4 separate regions of the Homo sapiens genome follow, and regions 1, 2 and 3 are each linked to region 4. A link is a contact called in ENCODE Hi-C or POLR2A ChIA-PET data. All regions are on one chromosome and are shown on one strand. Each heading gives the region's core, a stretch centred on a gene start or an enhancer-like site at or near the end of the contact. The rest is flanking DNA. Distances are from core to core; before and after follow the strand shown. Region 1 overlaps VMP1 (vacuole membrane protein 1). Region 2 holds the start of PTRH2 (peptidyl-tRNA hydrolase 2). Region 3 overlaps VMP1 (vacuole membrane protein 1). Region 4 overlaps SUPT4H1 (SPT4 homolog, DSIF elongation factor subunit).

What was found. A loop is a pair of places that touch in the nucleus more often than their neighbours do. ChIA-PET counts read pairs that join two places held with the same protein, here RNA polymerase II (POLR2A). Pooled maps may share reads with other maps.
Region 1: a loop to region 4 is called in a pooled map, with 6 times the contacts of the local background. The contact joins two enhancer-like sites. A Hi-C loop is called at or near these places in 10 of 50 pooled maps. POLR2A ChIA-PET finds 5 or more read pairs at or near these places in 5 of 52 experiments (GM10248, activated CD4-positive, alpha-beta T cell, activated CD4-positive, alpha-beta memory T cell and 1 more).
Region 2: a loop to region 4 is called in a map with no recorded cell type, with 7 times the contacts of the local background. The contact joins the promoter of PTRH2 here to the enhancer-like site in region 4. A Hi-C loop is called at or near these places in 1 of 37 single-sample maps with no recorded cell type and 7 of 50 pooled maps. POLR2A ChIA-PET finds 5 or more read pairs at or near these places in 1 of 52 experiments (PC-9).
Region 3: POLR2A ChIA-PET joins it to region 4 with 52 read pairs in activated naive CD4-positive, alpha-beta T cell. The contact joins two enhancer-like sites. A Hi-C loop is called at or near these places in 2 of 168 maps with a recorded cell type or tissue (GM12878 and naive thymus-derived CD4-positive, alpha-beta T cell), 9 of 37 single-sample maps with no recorded cell type and 14 of 50 pooled maps. POLR2A ChIA-PET finds 5 or more read pairs at or near these places in 10 of 52 experiments (GM12878, activated B cell, activated CD4-positive, alpha-beta T cell and 4 more).

What each region holds. Positions count from the first base shown.
Region 1 is chr17:59,784,521-59,788,069 of GRCh38, reverse strand. The region is part of intron 7 of VMP1 (vacuole membrane protein 1); the gene reads right to left. Among named protein-coding and RNA genes, the nearest start is that of MIR21, 55 kb to the left of the region's middle. RefSeq lists an enhancer at 1,150-1,629. Within about 2 kb of position 1,454, at least 30 of the 41 ENCODE cell types and tissues checked have a DNase peak (open chromatin) inside an H3K27ac peak, as active enhancers do.
Region 2 is chr17:59,705,516-59,708,685 of GRCh38, reverse strand. PTRH2 (peptidyl-tRNA hydrolase 2) reads left to right here and starts at 1,256. Exons shown (of 2, transcript NM_016077.5): 1 at 1,256-1,315. It overlaps VMP1 (vacuole membrane protein 1), which reads right to left and starts at 1,032. Exons shown (of 12, transcript NM_030938.5): 1 at 938-1,032. RefSeq lists enhancers at 927-986, 787-1,442.
Region 3 is chr17:59,835,711-59,839,090 of GRCh38, reverse strand. VMP1 (vacuole membrane protein 1) reads right to left here. Exons shown (of 12, transcript NM_030938.5): 11 at 694-796. Among named protein-coding and RNA genes, the nearest start is that of MIR21, 3.9 kb to the left of the region's middle. RefSeq lists enhancers at 242-971, 477-1,676, 1-1,840, 1,422-1,881. Within about 2 kb of position 1,335, at least 31 of the 41 ENCODE cell types and tissues checked have a DNase peak (open chromatin) inside an H3K27ac peak, as active enhancers do; they include GM12878, where a contact is called at or near this core.
Region 4 is chr17:58,342,562-58,345,802 of GRCh38, reverse strand. It overlaps SUPT4H1 (SPT4 homolog, DSIF elongation factor subunit), which reads left to right. Exons shown (of 5, transcript NM_003168.3): 5 at 1-625. The region is part of intron 3 of TSPOAP1-AS1 (TSPOAP1, SUPT4H1 and RNF43 antisense RNA 1); the gene reads right to left. Among named protein-coding and RNA genes, the nearest start is that of SUPT4H1, 8.0 kb to the left of the region's middle. RefSeq lists an enhancer at 1,056-1,585. Within about 2 kb of position 1,287, at least 9 of the 41 ENCODE cell types and tissues checked have a DNase peak (open chromatin) inside an H3K27ac peak, as active enhancers do; they include GM12878, where a contact is called at or near this core.

The DNA.
Region 1 (3,549 bases), core at 205-2,704, 1.4 Mb before region 4:
TTGCTTTGTCATCAAAACAAATAATTTTTTTAAATTTAGTTTGATGACTGACAGCATGGCTAAAACATAAACAATTTCAAACTTCATTATTGTATATTTTTTCCTGTGAGGAATAACTAGCTTCCACATTTTTTAGAATGTTTTTCTTATTTTGTTACAAAAGTGTAAGCCGAATAAAAGAAATTTTTAGGAGGTCGAGTTTAAAAGTTTTCACTAAATTAATTAATTAACTAATTAATTAATTATTTTTGAGACAAAGTTCACTCTGTCACCCAGGCTGGAGTGTAGTGGCACGATCTCGGCTCACTGCATCCTCTGCCTCCCTGGTTCAAGCAATTCTCTTGCCTCAGCCTCCTGAGTAGCAGGATTACAGGCACCTGCCACCATGCCCCACTAATTTTTGTATTTTTAGTAGAGATGGGGTTTCACCATGTTGGCCAAGCTGGTCTCAAACTCCTGACCTCAGGTGATCCACCCGCCTCAGCCTCCCAAAATGCTGGGATTACAGTCGTGAGCCATTGTGCCCAGCCTAAATTTATTTTTTAGATAAGTAAGTCTAGCTAAAGGTGACAAGGCTAAATACAGAAATGCGCATGTAAAAAGAAATGCACTTGGGAATGTATGTTGAGAAGACAAGTTTCCCACTGGCCATTCATTTAACAGCTTGCATCACATTGCAACTATCTTTCCTTGTTGATAATATGGGAATGAGTTAAAGAAATAGAAGAAATTAAAAGGGAGAAAGATTAAAGTCTGCGAGTGAGGTGGCAAAAGAGTTCAAAATAAAGTAAATGCTTCTAGAGAAAGCAAGTAAAAGGGGGCACGAAGAATTCCACTATAAATCATGCTAAGTGTGCTTAGACATCACAACTCCAGAATTACTCTAAGTGCTACCTTTTCTTGATGAACAAAGTGCAAGTAAGTGACCTTTGGTACCGACACCTAACTGTGCGAATAGTCAAAATATCCTGTAACAGAATCCATCAAGACCACTTAAAATTGCTTAATTTTGATGGTACTTTGTGATAAAATCATGAGCCAACTGTGAAAGACTATCTACCAGGCCCGCCTTTTCAAAAACTAAACATTATTGGGTGTGGTTGGTTGATTATGAAAAGAGAAACTACACTAATTCTTGGTAGTTTTGACAACGCCTTTAATGATAAAGAAGTGTGTTTAACATGTGTCTCTCATGTTCACTATGGTAAAGTTGATCAGTTTAACTCTTTGCAAACAAGCAAGAGATCCTGCAAGCAGGAAGCTTTTCTGTGGAACTCCTGACGCAACACAAACCATAACAGTTACTGCAAAGCTTAATGCAAACCCTCTAGAGTCCACGCTGACAAATTCTTTAACAAGCCCTGTGGTTACAGGGAAGCTGGTTTCACTGTGACTCACTCCTGCTCAAACAGTTTACTGGAAATGAAGGGGAGGGGGAATTTTCAGAGAAGTCATGTGATGGCCAGACAAACCACAACCAGTAAAGGTTCATCAGAGTCAAAAACAGGTCCCAGCAACAACTGACACCCAGAGTCTTCAAATGGTACTAAAGTGTATGAAAATGTGTCCTGTTTAGTTTCAGATCATCTACACCATAAACTCTTTCATGAATCTGTGTATGTAAAGGAAAAACTTCACAGCAGGAAAAACCAGCAGGCATTGACATGGTGTAGGCAACTGCAACCGCACACACTTCATAGGAAAATGTGCTTAAAAGAGAATAGCATTAGTGGAATGCCAAAGCACTTTCGTGAGTATTTAAATAATCTTATCAATTCCTTTCCCATAGTCTTTAAACTCAAATGATCAAACACATATTCTATCATTATCAAAAGAATCCTTCACTTTGACCCTATAGTTTGAAAAGGGATGTTCGCTAGATAAATGTCTATTTTGTTTTACTGCATTAAAAAAAAGGCATTGGCCATAAGAATGAGAACTACCATTACAACTAATAAACTGTTTTTTGGTTTTATATTTTCACTAGTAAAATAATGTAAATAACTCAAAACTTCTGAATAGGACAAAGATCCTATTAAGCTAAAAAATAAGATTTTTTTCAGCCTTAAATTTAATAGAAATTAGTAAGGTAAAAGATACTAGTATTAAAACTTAATTTGGGGATTTAGCTTCAACATACAGAGTAGGTAGCAATTATTGATTATTAATTACATTAATTACTATAGTCCTAAATAGAACCTAAAAATGTTCCCTTAAAAAAAGATTAAATTCAGAAACTATAAAATAGCCTTTGAGGAAATATTCAACCTAAAATGGTCGGCAGACTCATGAACGATACTCAACAGAAAGACAAGCTAATTGATATGAAAATAGAGGAAAAAAACTGATATTCTTTTTTATCTTTTTTTTTTTTTTTTTTGAGATGGAATCTCACTCTGTCACCTAGGCTGGAGTGCAGTGGTGTGATCTCAGCTCACTGCAACCTCTGCCTCTCGGGTTCAAGCGATTCTCGTTCCTCAGCCTCCCAAGTAGCTGGGATTACACATGCCTGCCATCATGCCCAGCTAATTTTTGTATTTTTAGTACAAAAAATTTTGTATTTTTACAAGGTTTCACCATGTTGGTCAGGCTGGTCTTTAGCCCCTGACCTCAAATGATCCACCTGCCTTGGCCTCCCAAAGTGCTGGGATTACAGGCATGAGTCATCATGCCAGGCCCCGATATTCTTTGAAAAGGTGAAGTTTTAAGACTTTTACATTTCTGATTTAATTTTAAATTTCCTATTCTGATAGCAATAATAAGAAGTAGGAAATTTCACATAGTCAGCAACCTAACACTGTGAGAAAGAATCCAAGTAGCAGGTCATTAAAACAGATGACATTTAGGAAAGTAAACTTATTCAAAACATATTCTTGTAAGTAAATATGTACCACAACGTTTCTACTCTATTGTGTAAGCTTTAAATACAAAAATACCACAACCACTCCCGGACTCCTCCATTATTTCAGTAATACTGGCTGCCCTAATTTTTCAGGATACATCATGCAAATAAGTTCTTTTATTTTTCAAATTATTTTATTCCTAAAGTATCTTTAATTTTTCTTTTTGGTTATACAGCTTATAGAATAAACAAGTCACAAGAATCTTCATTTGTTTCTAAAGTATATAATTTTACAAAAGTTGTTTTACTCAATGTGAATTAAAATTTGCAAGTCTAAAAAAATAAAAAAATTTTAAAAAGTAAAAAAATTTGCAAGTCATTTAACTTGGTGTCTTTTATATTATCTTCAGATGACAATTGCTCTCAGATGACTATTAAACTCAAAGATGCAATACAGTTAAATCTTCCTTTCTTTGTAAAATTACTGTTGTTCAATTACATTTTACAGCAAAATAAGACTGAATATTAATGGACATGTTTCATGTAATGCTACACTTTTTCTTACTGTTATTTCATCATCTATTCAAAGTATCCACTGCATGAGTAGTATGTGTAACAGTAGGCAGGCATTGTTGAAAATACAAACATTTTTAAGCCCCCTTCTTAAGGAGTTTAGACTCCTGGAGAGATAAGAAAAGTCTATAAAT
Region 2 (3,170 bases), core at 7-2,506, 1.4 Mb before region 4:
TGACAACACCAGAAACACTTGTACAAGCTTCTTCAAATGATCAATGTAATCTGTCCACAAAAATCTCTGACAAGCCCCAAAGTAGAAATGAAAGACGTTAACATTAGGATAAGGAGCGATGCTGCCAAAACACATCAACAGTGGCCAGTCTACGTGTATTATTAGATTTTTACATGGAGTTGCAGGTAAATAAAAGATGATTGTGTAAAATCTTCTGGAGGTCATAAGTAATCTAGCAGTGTGACACAGGGCCACATATGGTTTCTGGAATTTTAGAGATTAAGTCGACCTTCACGTTTTACTGCAAATACCTCCACTGTAATAAGATATAGAGGTCGGGGTTCAGGGGTTTGGAAAGGCAGACAACTCTTTTTCATTAAAGCAGTGAAAAATCTGAGAAGTTCCTCTCCAAGGGCTCTGCGGAGCGAAGGCCCATTCCCTTGGCTACCCTGTACCACCAGAGCTTTAGATGGCACTTGCACGCCTGGATTTCGTTTAGGAGCGAATACATCTAGCATCATGCGCCAGAGGTTCGGGAGAGCAAAAACCAAACTGACAGATCCTGAGAAATAGCTCAGTCATCAGCAGGGAAGACCTTCTCCACTTACTCCAAGGTCCTGGACATCCCGGGACTAAGAGGTTCTCTAAAGAAGCCTAGCAAGGCTTCCAAGTACGCGGAGAGGAGAACGAACAGCCCGGTGTCTGGGTTCAATGTCCGGGTGACCAACCATGAGAAGGTGTCCCAAATAACCTGGCTACCGCCAGCGTGAGACATCCAGGGTGAGACATCCAGTCAGCAGCGTCCTAAAACACTGCTGGAAGTCGGAATCACAGTGCCCCAGATCCGCAATGCCTAAGTGGGAGAGCTCCGGAAGACGCCAAGCTCTGAGGACAGCCTCAGGCTTCGGTCCCCAATTCCCTGAGTTAGTTTACCTACCCGCTCCGACCCCGGCTGCTCCGGATCTCAGGATCCTGGAAGCTGCTCCTTACGGACTCTCACACCCGCCGCTGGGCTCCAGACAACCGGAACCCGCTCACGTCACTTCCGGTCCGGTCCCTCTGCCCCCTGAGACAGCCTCCAGAAGGGATACGTTCCTCCCTCCTTTCGGCGAGCTCGGTTGATCCTCGCGGGATTTCAGTTAGGCTCTTAGTGCGGGCCCTGTGGGTGTGGCAAGAGGAAGAATGACTGCTCGCTTTGTGATTCTTGATCCGGAACTTGTCACCCAGGAACCCCGGAAGAGGTAGCTCACGCGATAGAAACGTGTTCGCTGCCCAGAAGAAGGGAAGGCGCGAGTGAGGAAAGGAGGTACTGTAGGTAGGTTGGTTGGCTCCTTACAGGGCGAAGGAGACCAATATCATTATTCATTTTCTCGCCAGTAGGAACGTTTCTTTTCACCTCGTTGCATTACCCACCTTCTTCATTTTCTCCTTTATAAACTGTCTTCCGCCCAGGGGCCGCTGAGCCCTCTGTTCCTGTTCTGCGAACCGTCCTTTGGAGGAAAGGAACAGGCTGCTGGGGAGGGGAAGACTCAGAATTTCTAGTTCCCAGCAAAGCCTCCAGGCAGGCAGTATCGATGCGCTCTCTCCGAAATTGATAAAATAGCGAGCAGGCCTCATACCCTCAGCTGGGCACTTATGAATATCCCCAGCGTTTCGAGCTGTCGAGCTCTGCGTGGAAAGAATTGGTTTCTAAGAATATAGTCGAAAATTTGGGGCCGGGCGCGGTGGCTGACGCCTGTAATCCCAGCACTTTGGGAGGCTGATGTGGGCGGATCACCTGAGGTCAGAAGTTCGAGACCATCCTGGCCAACATGGCGAAAACCCATCTATACTAAAAATACAAAAATTAGCCGGCGTGGTGGCGCGTGCCTGTAATCCCAGCTACTCGGGAGGCTGAGGCAGGAGAATGACTTGAACTCGGGAGGCGGAGGTTGCAGTGAGCCGATATCGCTCCATTGCTCTCCAGCCTGGGCGACAGAGTGAGACTTCGTCTCAGAAAAAAAAAAAAAAGAAAGAAAAAATTTCCCCCCTTTTTCACACAAAGAGATTAACTAGAGAGGTATTAATCCTTACTGACATACCCCAGGCACCATACTAGACTCTGGGAATATGTTATACAGGGAAAGTGGGGCAGTGGCTTAAGGGTCAGAGAAGATTTGGGAAAGGTTTGTTTGTTTTTTTCGGTTGTAAACTGCAGACCCGGCGCGGTGGCTCAGCCTGTAATCCAACACTTTGGGAGGCTGAGACAGGAGGATTGCTTGAGCCCAGGAGTTTGAGAACAGCCTGGGCCACATAGGGGGCCACATAGTGAGACCCTGTCTCTTAAAAAAAGATTAACGGGTGGAGCATGGTGCAGAAGGAGGTAATGGGATCAAGAGCACTACTGAAATGGGTTTACTGAGGCAGGGGAATTAGAAGGCACCAAGAAGAAGATTTTATAGGATGTACTTATTTTGTTCTGCTGTCATTGCCCAGAATTATTTATGAGACAAAGAATGGTTATTTGTTTTACCTTAGTCTTAGGCACTAGGCTTATTGATACGCTTGTCGTAAGTGTACAGAAAAAGAGACAGACATGTTGTTTTAGAGGAGTTAGATGATAATCTGATCAGATTAATATGAGATTAGAACATCCTAAAGAACAAAAATATGTGTTAATTTTAGCATTTTTATGATTAGACACTCCATTGAGATATGGGACATAATAAATAAACTTGGTAACTTTTGGAACTTTCACTGTCCTGTTTTTGATCTTATTGGGTTTTTTTTTTTTTTTGGAGACAGGGTTTTGCATTGTTGTCCAGCCTGGGGTGCAGTGGCACGATCATGGCTCACTGCAATTTCCACCTCCCAGCCTGAGGTGTCCTCCTACCTTATCCCCTGAGTAGCTGGGAGTATGGGCATGTGGCACCACATCTGGCTAATTATTTAAATTTTTTGTAAAGATGAGGTCTCACTGGGTTGCCCAGATTGGTTTTGAACTGGACTCGAGATGCTGCTGCCTCGACCTCAAGCAACTCCTTGAGGCCAGGAGTTCCAGACCAGCCTGGGCAACATAGCAAGACCAAGTCCATACAAAAATAAAAAATTTTTAAAAAATCAGGAGGGTGTGGTGGCATGCACCTGTAGTCCCATCTACTTGGAAGGCTGAGGTAGGAGAATTGCTTAAG
Region 3 (3,380 bases), core at 86-2,585, 1.5 Mb before region 4:
CCCGGGAGGCGGAGGTTGCAGTGAGCCAAGATCGCGCCATTGCACTCCAACTTGGGCAACGAGAGCGAAATTCTGTCTCAAAAAAACCCCAAAGAACAAAAAACGAACCAAACAAAACAAAACAAAAAAAACCTGTGCTTCCCTCGAGTTTCCCATTTCAGGTTATTGTTTACTCATCCTCTTCTAGTCATTTCCCTTTGCCTCAGAATCGTTTACAGAAAAGACAGTCTAAGTTTTAAAGTTCAGCTATGGTAAGAGCCTTGGTTTATTAAAAAATTATCATTTTCCCATGGGTGAAAAGAAAAATAGAGTGAAAATCAAAAGGAGATATTCAAGTCACCTCAGTAAGTCTAATACTTTGTTATGCTGTAAGTTTTAACTTTTTAATCCACTTGGGAAGTATATCTACCAATACATCATTTAAGATCAAGGCAACAACTCATTCTATGTAACAGAACCATTACTTTCCATTGGCTCTACCCTTGTTTTTAGGAGAAGATGTACAGAAGTTACACTTTCTAGTCTAAGACAAAGACAAATTTCCCAGTAGAGCATACACAGACGCTCAACTTCTGTCAAGGAACACTGGCAAACCAACTTCACTTATTTGCCTAAAAATGTGAGTGAGAGCTGTGAATGTAATTTCAGCCCGAAACTTCCCAGAGGGGAGAAGAAACCGGATTAAAGTCTTACCTGTGGTGTGCCCATTTCGCTTTTGTGGTGAAGCTTCTGCCGTTGAGCCTCCAGGTACTCCTGAAATGGCTTCTGCAGAGATGGACCTATGCCGGGGACAGCACTGGAAGCAGGGTACAGTAGCCCAAAGAAAAAGACACATTTGGGAAGAAAAGCAGGAAAAACGTTAAAGAAAATGTACTTACCACCTGGACTCAAAAGGCAGGGATTGGATAGGAAGAGGAATAAAATATAAAAATCAGAGAACTGCTGAAATTCTGTGACCCCTTTTTAGTTAAAAAAAAAAAAAAAAAAAAAGAAAATTTACTCCATCTAACAACCCCTTAAAAACCAAAATCTCTCCCACCAACATGTCTGGGAGAAACCAAGAGCTGTAAATCAGAAACCGCTTCCAGCAAAAGAGTTAGTCCTCAGAGTAAGGTCAGCTCAGCTGATACTGTACTCTGGTATGGCACAAAGAATAAAATGAATGACTTCTCAGAAGTCCCACATTTATCACCACTAGTTCCTGTAAGAACTGGTTTGAACCAATTAATAAGGAAATGACTTATGCTTGTGTCATCCCTAGTTAAAAAAGAAACTGCCCGCCCTCTCTCTGACTTGTCCCCTCTTCTCAGAGGGGGCGGTCTTTCTCAATCTAAGTCCTTATTAGGACAATCTGTGCGTCATCCTTATCCAAAAAGAATGCATTAGCAAACTTGGGAGGCACCTCCCACTAGTCAGAAGTCAGTGATTAACAAAGGAACAAAGAAGGAACTATGAACTTTGAATCCTTTCATGGTTTATGGTAGACAGTTTGCACAGAAACTCCAGTACATTAGTAACAGCTTGTTCTGAGATGATTGGGATAGTGATCTTTGATAAATTTATGTACTCGGAGCTCCTTCTTACCCAGAATACATGGAGGCAGTGCTGTTAAACCGGTTTGGCAACTGTAGCTAACAGGCTCCTGTTTTAGACATGCTTGCAGGCGTTTTTAAAAACGGTAGCTTGGGGCAACTTAGAAAAATCAAACATCTCTATTTTCTGTACCTTTTAGTTTCTTACCTGTTACATAGGGCTAAGGAGGTAAATAAGTTCAAACTCTTTCTTAGAGCCAGCCAAAGAGATTCCGATATGTACTTGCAACACTGCCTAATGCTTGTCCTATTAAGTACACTGACTCAAATTCACTTCACTTCACTTTTTTTTTTTTGAGACAGAGTCTCACTCTGTCCCCCAGGCTGGAGTGCAATGGCCTGATCTCGGCTCACTGCAACCTCTACCTCCAGGGTTCAAGTGATTCTCCTGCCTCAGCCTCCCAAGTAGCTGGGATTACAGGCGCTTGTCACCATGCCTGGCTATTTTTTTTTGTATTTTTAGTAGAGATGGGGTTTCACCATCTTTGCCAGGCTGGTCTTGAACTCCTGACCTCGTGATCCCCCTTCCTCGGCCTCCCAAAGTGCTGGGATTACAGGTGTGAGCCACCGCGACTGGCCTTCACTTCTTTTCTAGAACAATTCCTTGCTGCTTTTTATAACAAAAAGCAGGAATAGAAGAGTTTTTGCTATTATATTTTATCAGATGCTAACATATCCCTAACTTCTGGCTGATTCTTTTCTTTAATCCTTTTTATCTATCAGTCACCAAATACTTAATTGATTCCTTTTGCTGGGAAAAAAGCCAAAAAAAAAAAAAACCAAACTGCCCACAAGGAACTTAAAATCATTTATGGGGATTTGGATTCAAAACATAGGCAGATGCGCACACATGTGTGCGCACACACACACACGAACTGATCTGTGAACAAAATAATTTACAATTCAATATTAAAGTTTTTGGTACAGAAGATATATACCGAAGGAATTGGAGGGAGAAAAGAGAGATCAGTGAGGGGTGAAGTTGTTAAAAAGGTCCTCTAGGCCATGTGTGGTGGCTCACGCTTGTAATCCCAGCACTTTGGGAGGCCAAGATGGGAGGATGGCTTGAGCCCAGGAGTTCAATACCATCCTGGGAAACATGGTGAAACCCTGTCTCTACAAAAAATACAAAAATGAGCTGAGAATGGTGGCATGTGCCTGTAGTCCCTGCTACTCAGGAGGCTACAGTGAGAGCCCAGGAAGCTCAGGGCTGCACTGTACTCCAGCCTCGGTGACAGAGACCCTGCCTCAAAAAAATAAATAAATAAATAAAAATAAAAATAAAAAAATAAAAAAAAGATTCTTTAATGAATACTGAAGGAGGTACAAAAGGCCTGAACAGACATATATAATAAATGTGAATACTGCACTGATCAGACTAGAAGACCTGTGACAGACATAAAAGATGCTGTGAACAATCGAGAAAACTCATTACCTTCAGACTAGCCTCTCACTGAGCCACCGCTCCTGGCCCTGACTTTTAAGCAGACTTATATTAGGGAGGCAGACTAGTAATCTTTCCTTATATATTACAGGTGGGAATGCAAATAGCTCATCCATTTAGACTAGAAATAAATGACATGAATATAACAAATATATAAAATATTTTAAATATTTAATATATTAAATATATATAATTAAATATATGTATTTTTGTGTATATAAATATATGCACAAAAAGGTTGACTTTGAAAACTGCAAATTTATGTGGCCGGGAGCAGTGGCTCATGCCTGTAATCCCAGCACTTTGGGAGGCCGAGGCGGGCGGATCACCTGAGGTCGGGAGTT
Region 4 (3,241 bases), core at 38-2,537:
TCAGCCTCTGGGATTGCAGCCTTTGTAGTGTGCTTCCTTGCTTCCTATCGGAGGGTGCTGATCCAGAGGCTCAGTAACCCCATCAACTTGGTGGCCCTGGTGTCTCACACTTGTATCCTTCTGCCCTCGAGACCTGGCACAGCAGTATCCCTTGAAGAAATCCTGAGGCTTTGTAGAGTGCTCCTTGACCATGTTTAATAATTCTTCCCTCCCCTGCTTGTCTATTTTCTTCTCTTCACGGCTCTTCCTATACCTTAGGCCAGTCTCAAGCACTCACTGGAGACCCTTGGGCCTTGGGCGACCATTGAGTCCTAGTCTCCCTTGTTTGTGCCCCTGTAGGAGGTAGGTCCTTTTCTCCTCCGGCCTAGTAGGGGACCTTGGGTAACATCCCATTTTTCGGCCAAGGTGAGTTGTTTTAGGATAAAAAAATTTACCACAAATTCTCATTTAAATTTCCACAGAAATCCTGTTCGTATCCCCATTTTGATTTCCCTAAGTTCCTTGTTCTCCCTCTAAAAAGAGAATGATTGCACCCTGCCTGTTTACCTCAGGATTGTTGTGATTGTAGAAACGAAGCTATGTGAAAATTATATAAGTATTATAAAGGTGAAATACTTTTGCTCTCCTTTTTGGGCCATTTTTCAATACATAGAATATGTGCACAATCAGCCAAAATAGTAGGGGAAATGCTGAGAACCACAACTGCAGGGTGAGCTGTGCTGTGCTAGGGCAGAGCTGCCTGTGCTAGGGCTTTGTGTCTCAGCCACCTGGTGTTGCTCTTGAGTTGATTTTGCTTGTTACCTGTGGCCTGGAGAGTGTGGGAAGGAGGAGAGATGCGACCTGACTCTGATTAGTTTGTCTACTCCCCTTCCTTGTCCTCACATAGGCCTATGGGAGGGAAACTGGGACTGGCCGGGCTGCTCATGTCCACTATGGTCTTCAAACCAAAACCATTTTCTCTGGTGCCTTCAAGCTCTGAGGGAATGGTCAGATAACCCCAACTCCAAACTGAGTTTCTCAAGGATTTCCCCAGCCCAGCAAACAGAAAGCTCCGTGGGTGGTGATTTCTGTTCAATTTCAACCTGAAAGCAACCCTGCCAGGCTAGAGCTTACGTCCTGGATGGAAGAAGTGCGTTTCAGCAAGTGCCCAGGCTGTGCAGCCAACACCCAACTTTCACTAGCTTCTCAAAAAGTCCCTTGGAAAGCCCCAGCTGCTGTCCTGGGTGTCTGACCCGGACGTGGCTGCTTGGTGAGAATGGAAACAGTTGTGGGGAGGGGAGGCAAGAGGAGCTTGCACAAATAACCACATTCAGGCTGCCTCAGCCCTACACTGAACTGGGCCCTAACTGACAGTCTCACAGGAAGCAAAAGACATAGCATAGGCATTGATGCTTGTGGGGGAAGGGTGGCCTGTTTTCCTTCCTGGACTCTACAGACTGTGCCAAGTGGGCTCTCCCCGGGAGCTGCTGCTGAATTAGCTTTCTTGCTTTCTCTGGTACTTGAACATGCAGGTGGTGCCACTCAGCAACCCAGACAGGCAGAAAGGTGCTGGAGTCCCATCCTCTACTGGGAACCCAAAGAAACTAAGACAAGGACTTGGTTCACAGCTCCCTGGGAGTGGGCGGTCCTGGTACTGCTGCCCTGCTTTCCATGGCTATGAGGGCAGCCATGAGAGCTATGTCCTGCCCCATTGGCCCATTGTGTCTGTCAGAGTTTCAGTCCCGTCCTGGCTGCCGAAGTTCTGAGTGCATAGCATCTTAAGATCTCTCCTTGTCTTGCTCAGTAGTTTGGCTTCTCTCCTGAAGAGCAAGCCTCCTCCCTAGCTCAACAAGGACAGATGCAAGTCAGACAGAGACTAGGAATAGTAGCCAGGCTGCCTTCCCCTTGCCTGCCCTTGCCTCATTCCCTGCTTCCTCCCTGCCACATACTGTGGAATTAGGGTCTCCCAGAACACTGAGGAGCTCAGTGGCAGTGCATTGATAATGCAGCCTCCAGCTCAAGAAAGGACTGGTAGCTGATAGAGCAAGGGTCAGGATGGTCTGGTCTTGGAGGGGAGCAGTTTCACCAGGGTTGGGAACTGAGGCTTTGCTCTTGGTGTGGCTTCTGCCTTGTTACTCCTAGTCTGTCTGCAGCCTGCTACTTGATCCTCAGGTCCCCTCCCTGACATCTGGTCTCTATGAAAGAGGCAGGTAGGTCATGTTTAAGAACAGACTAATAATAACTTTGTCTGGAAGTCTGGTTCATGTTTAGTATCAGTAAAGCCTTTCATGTAAATATTTTTACAGTTGACAAAGGTGCTGGGTGCTGTGGCTCATGCCTCTAATCCCAGCACCTTGGGGAGGTCAAAGCGGGCAGATCACTTTGAACCCAGGAGTGTAAGACCAACCTGGGCAACATGGCAAAAGCCCATCTCTACAAAAAATTAGCTAGGCATGGTGGTGTACACCTGTAGTCCCAGCTACTTGGGAGGCTGAGGTGGGAGGATCCCTTGAGTCTGGGAGTTTGAGGCTGCAGTGAGCCGTGATGGCGCCACTGCACTCCAGCCTGGGGGACAGAGTGAGACCGTGTCTCAGAAAACAACAAAACAAACCCAAATACAGTTGACAAAGGGCTTTCATATCCAGTATCTCATTTGATTCTCACAGAAACCCTGGAACTAGTTAACATCCTTATTTGGTGATGAGGAGACTGAGACTCAAAGAGTTAAAGTGTCTTGACTGGGCACGGTGGCTTATGCCTGTAATCCCAGCACTTTGGGAGGCCAAGGTGGGTGGATCATGAGATCAGGAGTTCAAGACCAGCCTGGCCAAGATGGTGAAACCCCGTCTCTACTAAAAATATAAAAAGTTAGCCAGGTGTGGTGGCGGGCGCCTGTAATCCCAGCTACATGGGAGGCTGAGGCAGGAGAAGTGCTTGAACTCGGGAGGCGGAGGTTGCAGTGAGCCAAGATCGTGCCACTGCACTCCAGCTAGGGTGACAGAGCAAGACTCTGTCTCGGGGTGGGGAAGAAAAGAGTTAAAAGTGTTTTAGCCATAATCAAGTAGTGGAGCCTCAGCTCAAGAAATATAATGTCCACACTAAGTTTAGGGCTACTAACTGTTTGTGACATAGTTGTCCACAAACACAGCAAGTTTTTTTCCCTCCATAAGTGTTCAACAGAACCAGTGTGAGGCATTAGCTTTCTTCTGAGTGAAGTTATTACAACACATTGTCCCTACACGTTGAGCCCACCAACCACTCT